Linked DNA regions of Homo sapiens: region 1 is linked to region 2. Evidence: read pairs that join two places in POLR2A ChIA-PET (ENCODE). Cell type or tissue: GM12878. All regions are shown on one strand. Links, peaks and the distances in the headings refer to the core of each region. The heading gives the core; the rest is flanking DNA. Region 1 overlaps FHIT (fragile histidine triad diadenosine triphosphatase). Region 2 overlaps CFAP20DC-DT (CFAP20DC divergent transcript).

The links. Peaks named below come from ENCODE experiments on the same cell type or tissue, not always from the same donor. Only the 100,000 strongest peaks of a DNase experiment are listed, where the experiment ranks them.
Region 1: POLR2A ChIA-PET joins it to region 2 with 5 read pairs; 1 of 35 experiments calls an interaction of 5 or more read pairs at or near these places.

Annotation. Positions count from the first base shown.
Region 1 is chr3:59,837,765-59,842,160 of GRCh38, reverse strand. All of the region lies in intron 8 of FHIT (fragile histidine triad diadenosine triphosphatase), which reads left to right. Among named protein-coding and RNA genes, the nearest start is that of CFAP20DC-DT, 750 kb to the right of the region's middle. In GM12878, for the core only: no CTCF peak of the experiment used is centred there; a DNase peak (open chromatin) is centred at 2,160.
Region 2 is chr3:59,383,787-59,388,182 of GRCh38, reverse strand. The region is part of intron 5 of CFAP20DC-DT (CFAP20DC divergent transcript); the gene reads right to left. Among named protein-coding and RNA genes, the nearest start is that of CFAP20DC-DT, 300 kb to the right of the region's middle. RefSeq lists a silencer at 1,721-1,780 and an enhancer at 1,951-2,010. In GM12878, for the core only: no CTCF peak of the experiment used is centred there; a DNase peak (open chromatin) is centred at 1,802; H3K4me3 peaks cover 572 bases; H3K27ac peaks cover 2,629 bases.

The sequences.
Region 1 (4,396 bases), core at 235-4,234, 450 kb before region 2:
ATACTGTATGATTCCACTTACATGAGTTATCTAGATTTGTCAACCCTCATGGACAGAAAGTAGAATGGTAGTTGCCAGAAGCTGGGGGGAGGGAGAATGGGGAGTTGTTATTTAATGGGTATAGAATTTCAGTTTTACAAGACGAAAAAGAGTTCTGCACATGGTTGGTGGCAATTGTAGCCCACAATGTAAATGTACTTATTGTCACTGGACTGTACACCTAAAAATAGCCAAGATAGTAAATTTTAGATTATGTGTATTCTACCACAATAAAAGAAATTGGAAGAAAATATCAGTGGTAATCCTTCCCAACTCTATAGATACCCCTGACCCTGCTAATCCCATAGGTCTCAATGCACGATTGGTTTTCTTTATAATCAAACTTGGCTGGTTTCTGTTTATTAAAAAGATAGTTTTAAAGGATTGTCTGGGTTTCAGGAGTGTGTGTGTGCATCAGTACACCCGTGTGTCATGGGTTGGGTTCTTGGGCTGCAGTGCTGAGATGGACTCTGGAGTACAAGATGTTTATTAGGCATCAACACCTGTGAAAGGAAGGGGCAGAAACAGGAGTGGGCAAGGTAGAAGCTGGACTTTGAGGTAGGCCCTCCAAAGCTTCACCCAAGCCAGTGGGGAGCCCTGGGTTCATTATTGCCTATCTGGATTGTTCCGTGATGAATGGAAACAGCAGCATCTTGTCACACCTGCCTCACTCTGTAGGAAATGAAAGCTGCCCAAGAAATGTATGGTCTTTAGGGAAGCAGCTCACTGGAGCTGAGGCCCATTCTCAAGTAGCTAATGGCTGAACAGTGCTTGCTAATCACTATCCACCTTACAGTTGGGAGGCCAAGTCCCTCCTTGAAGGGCAACCTGGGTGGTACATATCTGTGCCTACCACAATATGGGTGTAGACTTCAGCCCCACCCCACACACATACCTAGATCTAGTTTAGCATACAGCTGTGATCTTCCAGAATGACAGGTAACCCAGGCAAGATCATCTGACCTTTTCATTTATATCATTTTCTACCATCAAAGGGGCTATGGACTCTGCCAAGAATGTAGCAAGCCAACTTGACCTTCAGAGGTAAAAATGAAACCCGAAGACATGGCGAAAATTAAACCAACTCTTTAGCAAAATCTAGAGATGAAGTGAGGGCACCATTGGTTCCTGGGTGTTTTAATAGAATGTGGAAATGTGAAGCAGCTTCCAAATGACATTTATTAAGCTCCTAGTGTATTTGCTAAATGATGTACACCCTGCTATGTCATTTAAACCTCACAACAACCCTATGAGCCCAGGGCTGTTATTATCATCACCATTATATAGATGAGAAAACTGAGGTGCCCAAGGTCCCAGAGCTGTCAAGCACTGAGGCAGGGATATAAACCTAAGTAGTCTAGTCCTGCACAGTTTTAACTATTCCCTGAGGACCTGACCATTTTTCTGAACATATGTACTGGGGACGTTGAGTGATGTAACCACGCAAAAGACTGCAGCATAGGTGTCTGCATTTTGAGGATTGAGGCAAGGCTTCTACACACAAAATTATAAATGTAATAAACATACAGCATTGTCCATTCCTGCGTGCTTGCTTATGAATTGGCGATGGATTTCAGAAGGAGAAGAAATCTCCTACAGAAGGGACTGGTGTCAGCTGTGCCTTTACAATGGGTTAAAGATAATTTGAATTCATTGCCAACATTCAAAAATGAAGAGATTCCTCATTGAAATTTTGATAGATGGTTTCTTTCTTTTTTTTTTTTTTTTAAAGGGGGATAATCTGGTGACATGATGCACCTTCCTGTGAGCTGGCAATATGCTGAAGGAAGTGGGTTTGCCATCCTTATCAAAGGGCCCCTATAGGTGTCTGAGTTGGTAACCTCAGTGGGGCCACAAAAATAAGACATTATCTTATAATTACACAGTTGCATTTTGGCTCTCTGAATGGGAATGATGGGGAATCTGCAAGAATGGGGGAGTACTTCTGTTCAAGTGAGATGTCAAGATTTCACCTTGCCCATCCTTTTTGATTACCTGTAGTCAGAGGGAAACATAGCCCACAGAGTGACAGCTCTACCCTCTTCTGACTCCTCCTGTGGCTTTTCTGTAGCCCCCACTCACTGTAGCCTGGCTACTTAGAAGGGATTTAACTAAAAGTGAGAAGTGAGATTCAGTGGTGAAACATGAAACTGAAAAGTCAGTAAAAGAAGTCATCTTTAAGAGTGAGGTTTAATGCCAACTTCTCCCTTGAGGGACCTTGTCACTTCAAGCCTTTAATACCAGGCCTGACAAATATTTAGAAAATGTTCAGGACTTAACCGTTTTGCACAAGGAGAGGACATGATGCCCTGATAGATTTATTTTTTTTCTCCTTCATCTCTAGTATCTGTGATCCTCTGAATCCTGGTAAGGAAACAGGTCTCAGAGGCTATTCTCTGAGCAGTGTTTGGTAGAGAGAGATAATGGCACTGGGATTGAAGTAGATCTTCCCAGAAGAGAGTGAAAGGAGATAAAGAAGCCATGGCTGCCTGCTCAGGGAAGTGGAAAAGGAACTTCTTGATGGGCTTAACCTTATAAAAGTGTGATCTCTGGAGGAACCGGTGGGCAGTAAGGCAGAGCTGCTTCATCAACAAGTATTTAAGTACTTACCGGGTACAACATATTTAACTAGGGAAAATACATACTTAAAGATGACTCAGTCCTTTCTCCCAAGGAGGTTACAATGTATCTGGGGAGACCAGCTGTACTGTTGTGAAATAGTGAAATAATTATGGAAAGCCTGTATGGTACTAATGATAAGAGGTGGTTTTCTTTTTTCTTTTCTTTTTGTTTTTTTTTTTTTGAAAATGAAGTCTCGCTCTGTTGCCCATGTTGGAGTGCAATGGCATGATCTCAGCTCACTGCAACCTCTGCATCCCGGGTTCAAGCGATTTTCCTGTCTCAGCCTCCTGAGTAGGTGGGATTACAGGCATGTACCACCACGCCCTGCTATTTTTTTGCATTTTTAGTAGAGATGGGGTTTCACCATGTTGGCCAGGCTGGTCTCAAATTCCTGACCTCAAGTGATCCACCTGCCTCGGCCTCCCAAAATGCTGGGATTGGGGACATGAGCTACCGCGCCCAGCTGGGAGATGAGATGGTTTTCTTATTCTTTCTTTTGTGGAATAGATCTCTTTTTTTTCCTAAGTAAAGGTCACCCAGATCCCAAATATATAAATATAATTGATCAAGGTAGCGCAGCTCTGGTTGAAGTGTAGAGGCAGGGGCTGGAGGTCTGACAACCTAGCCCGCTTCAGTTTCCTACTTCCGCCTTCAAAGGCACCTTTGCCAAATCTAGGGCTCCTCAAAAAACACACAGGAAGACTGGAAAAAAATCTGAATGTGTACAAGTACTTTTGCTTGAGTTTCATGCTATCCCTTTGGAGAGAGAGCATTATCAATCTCCAGTCTCAGATAAGGAACCTGAGACACAGAGGGGTTACACAACTGGATCAAAACTCTCACCGCTTGCTCATTTTGGAGCTGGCATATGAGCCCAGGTCTCTAAACCTAAGCCCTCTAAACCTGCCACTCCACAGTAGAGCAGATGCTAGTGTCCCATGCCAGAGTAAGAGATGGAGGGATCAGGAAGGCCTTGGGAAGAAGACACAAGCTGAGATGGGTTCTGGAATCTACTTGGAATTTGAGTCTATGCAGAGGCTAGGAACGACATTCCAAGTGGGAAGAACAGCAGGAACAGTAGCTGGGGGTGAGGGAATAAATGTGGTTTGGAAAACAGGTTTGAATTAGTTTGTGAGAGGGTTGCAACCCAAGGTAACCTTGAACTCTGCCATCTAGACAATGAAGGCAGAAACATTGTAGCAGAATGGGGCCAAGAACACAGCAGGGTTTCAGGCAGGTTTGTCTGGGCATTGAGGGCAGGTTGTTTGGGTAGAGAGTGGGACTGGGGTCAGGGAACCTAGCTAGGGGAAAGCTGTAATATTTCAGCCTGGAGCGAGGAAGGCCTGTGCTAGTTATGAAGGCTAGAGGGGTGGAGGCTTTTCAAAAGCAGGAGTGGGACAGCGAGAGTGAATGACTGTGGAGAGCAGTGAGGAAAATGGAGACAAAATGACTTCTGGAATCTGATTCTGAGAGAGAGGATGGGAGATGATGGCAAGATGATGGTGATGGTGGCAATGACTGCAGCTAACATTTGCCCCAGGCTTACAGGGTACTAGGCACTGTTCTAGGCTCTTTACAAAGGCTGTCTGACTTCATCTGTCCACAACCTTCTGGGGCAGATATTACTATTATTCCCACACCACCCCCCCACACCACCACCATTTTACATTGCAGAAAACAGTGCAGAGAGGTTTTGTAACTTGCCCAGAGTCCTATAGGTAATGGATGCTGGAGG
Region 2 (4,396 bases), core at 117-4,116:
GCAAGTAATTCAAGTTATCTTAACTTCTTTCCCTGGAGGCCAGGGAATTATATAAAGATCCAGAGAATTTCCTAGAAATGATTTTTGAAATTAATCATCTTCCTGCATAGACATTCTCAGACTCATGTTCCAGGTGGCAGCTGGGGAAGCTACACTGAATATCGCCACCTACCTCCCACCAGGGATTTCCAAACTGCTTATTTATCAAGCAGCCTTTTAAATAGGATATGTTATATAAACAGAGCCTAGCAAAGGACTGTGCACAAGATAGGCACTCGATAAACGTATTTTGGCGGAGCAATGGCTGCTGTGTTTATTCTTTTAATTAGCAAACACTTGAGTTCATATTCAAGTCAAAAAGACTAAATAACAAAACCTGAAACCAAGGTTAAAATCATGCTCCGTTTCTCTGTACTCATACGTAAGGAACTTTCTTTTCTTTTAGCATATGCCATGAGACAGTTGCATGAGAAGTTACTCTAAGAGAAAAGTATTTGATGTTCGTGTCTTCTAACACTGAGAATGGAAAATCTACCCAGCAACTCACGAATCAAAGAACACTTAATAGAAAAATAGGCTTGAGCAGCACTGTTTGTTGCGTTCTTTTATAGGAAAATTGAAAACATAGGATCACAAGGGTCAGATGGTTACTATTGGAATCTGGCTCCTATGAAACATAATATGTACCATTTCCCCCACCAAAATTGTGTTACTTTGTCCAAGTCACCCAATGGGGCACAGGATAAGGTGTTTTTCTGATGCACATAACCACCTAGGTTTCAAAAGGACATCTATTTAAAAGTGAGGTCCTGAAGAACACCAACAGTGACAGAAAAATGATATTTTTCTGTAACCTCAGCATCACAGAGAATAGTTCCATAAGAAATAGTTGACAAAAACAGAAAACTTTATTATTGAACATATATAGCACTATTCGGCAAAAATCCAATGCTGATGGCAACTTCCAAAACTAGGCCTTCTACCTTCTAGAGACTCTCATTCTGTACTAGAGTTTTAAGAAACTCAGAACACTTTACAGATCAAGGTGCCTTTATGACTTTGTTTTGTGGATGGATCTGTGTGTCAATAAGAAATTTTTAAAAATATCAAACAAATAGCAACTATCAAGGAAGTAGGAGAGAAGAGGGGTACAACAAAGAAAAATCAAACTTGAGGTACAATTTCACATGATCTTGCACATGGGGTTTAATAAGGTTTCAAAGTCAGCTAATTATAAAACTCTATAGATTAAATAATTGGCCCATGAAAGCTTTTATTAAAATGTCACCTGGATATCCCACTCCAAAAACATCCAATGCCATCTTGGTGTGAGTAGCCAGCTGCTGGCTTCTGAACAAAGGCTTTGAGTTTAGACTCAATATGGTGCTGTTGCTTTGAAATCTTGGAAGGAAGGAAACTACTCAGTGTCTCTTGCTTGATCCAAAGCATCCCTCATAAAAGTCTGCAGTGTCTCAACTGAAAATCAAAATGAGAACATCCTATATACATTAATGGTGGCCACAAATTTCAAAGAAGAAGGAGAAATGTATATAGAGCTGAGAAAAATAAGTGTGTAGCAACCCATTTTATTTCTAAGAGACGTCTAGAATTTCACAGCTCTGAAGAGAAAGGCAGAAAAACAAATAATTATTTGAAACAAAACGAAAACTTTGCTTAATCAATCTGTTAAAAGCTGTTGTGAAAGCATTTTTCTTCTCAAAGCGGAACTAGCTTACTCATTACCTCTTTCTTCCAATGAGTAATCCCTCCCTCTCTTCTCATTACCAGAAATACCTACTACCTCTTTCCATATGGAAAGTGAAACCCGACATTTTCTTTTCTAATAACAGCATCTGCGAAAATCACACTCTGTCCTGGATTTGCAGAGCACTTTCCTGCTTCATCCTCATAGAATCAGGCACTGAGTAAATGGGTAACAAATATCTGTGAGAGTGAACACACTGGACCTAAAGGTATAAGCAATGGCAATAAGAGTAATTCGGGTGCCATTGGGGGCTAAGAGCATGCGATAATCTCCTCTCTATAAAATTCCCAGAGGTCACTCAGACAGACAAATTTAAATTTCTCCTGAGTTGGAAGGTTCATTTCCCCTGGAGCTACATAGGCCACACTTGGACACCTTTAATTCTTAGAAAAGCACTCATCTATATTAAATGGAAATTTGCTCCCTGGAATTTCTACCCATCAGGCTCTGTTTTGACCCCTGGGGCTCCAGGACAAATCCCATGCTTGTCCATATCGCAGCTCTCTGGTGACTGGATATCACAGCTCTCTGGTGACTGGATGGCTGCTGTCTCATCTCCCATGAGTGGCATTTTCCCAGTGGTCAATCCTAGTGAAACAGGAAAAGTTCCCTTGTCCCCCTTGCAGGGCGTGCGATGGGGGTGTGGCTCGCTTCTTCAGTGCCCTGCCACTCAAACCTCTAGGGAAGCACACAGACGGGCAGGCTGTGGGGCCCCAACCTAACGGCAGTGTCCAGCGGTGAATGTTTACAGCTGAAGCCCCAGTGGGTGTGTATTACAGGGTGCTGTTTTAGTTTAGCCATCCATAGGTGGCTTGTGTTAGTCAGCTCAATTAGACCCCTGTCTTATCACAAGGACAGAGGGCTTTCTGTATCCTGGGATTCTTGCCTTGGTGTACCAGAAGAATCGGATCATACATGGGCTTGGAGAATGAATGCAAGGTTTTATTGCATGGAAGTAGCTCTCAGCAGATGGAGGAGCCAGAAGGGAGATGGTTTTCCCGTGGAGTACGGCCGCTTGGCCGCCCGACTCTTTTCCAACCACCTCAGCCACACTCCGCATTGTTCTGCCAGTCGATGGCCTGCCAGTGTGCTGGTGTTGTGCTACACTGGTGCATTCCTCTCGACATCCAGCCACCCATGTGTTCCTCTGCTGATGTGCTCCTCTTGACGTCCAGCCACCTTTGTGTCTGCCTGCTAGGGTTTCTAGGTTTTTATAGGCACAGGATGACAGTGTGGCAGGCCAGGGTGGTCCTGGGAAATGCAATATTTGGCCACAAATGCAGGAGTCCCTCTTCTCACCTAGGTCCGTGGGCACCGGCCGGGGGTGGAACCCTCACCAGGGACCATGTCCTTTTCTTCCCAGCACCTCTCTGCCCCCCTTCCATATCACTAAGTCGTTAGCGGTTCTTCTGTGGGCATGTTTCTGGCAGTGTGTTTTGAAGTCTAGTGCGAAAGGCCTCTACATTGTAAGTACCTGAGGAGAACCTTCATTGTGCAAATTTCAGAGTCCCCTCTTCAAACGCTGTATCAGATTCTCTGGGGTTGAGTCCTAGAATCTGACTAGATTTAGCAAATGCCCAGAAGACTCTTAAGCACACCACAGAATTCTCACCAGCCTCATCACTCACCTCTCAATGGGCCCCTTTGAACAATCACCTAGGACGTCTTCCAGTAGCCAGGTGTAACCTACAAGAAACGCGCTGTAGATAGTTCAAATGACTGCATGAAAGAAATACAATTAAACTTTGGAAATGGTCTGTGAAATCAGAGCTGTAATTAACTCAAAATGGTATTCACCCAGTGTTGAGGGCAATGTGCCACCGGATGCCTCTATGCGTGGCATGAGCTAGGTGGCTTTACGGGTGATGCCTGTTTAATCTTCCTGACCAGCAAGATCAGTATTTTGCCCATGTTCTATAGATGAGAAGACTGAGACTCCTTAGGGATGAGTGATTGATTTGTTTAATATCACAGAGCTGGGAAATCGAACCCAGATCCCTCTCAACCCAAAGCCTATATTTTCTCTCCTACTGACCCTCCACTCCCCACCTAGAGGTACTGAAAGAAACATACTTGATTTCTGCAATTCTATTTTTCGATATGGTCCCTAACAGACTCCTGCTGCAATGTATGGAAGGAGGACCTGCAAGAATGATGATCTTATTTTAAACTTTTGTCTCTGACTCATTCACTGGATTCCTGAGTGACGTGTTTAATATGCAGATAACACTTTCATGGTGGGATTGGCAATTATCTGCCATTCCCTAGCTCAGGACTCTGGACTCAAGTGAATGGGATGTGATAAAATGACACTTAAAATGGAGCTTGAGGAGTTCAGTGTGAGCTTCAAAGACATAATCCACAATGGTGCACAGGACCGAAAAATTTCCCCCTAAATTCAGTCTGTCTACAATACTATTTTTAATCTTTTTACATGGCAGCAGGAAAGAAACACCTAATGGAAATAACTTTGGGTAGCAGTAGGTAAGAGAGAAAACCACTGTGTTAAAGGAAAGAGCACCAGCACAGGAAACAAGATTTTTTAATTGGTTCAGTTCTTGATACCCCAGGCCGATATTTTGAGCAAGTAGGGACAGCAAAAGCACTACCTACGAAAGCTATTCCATCCAA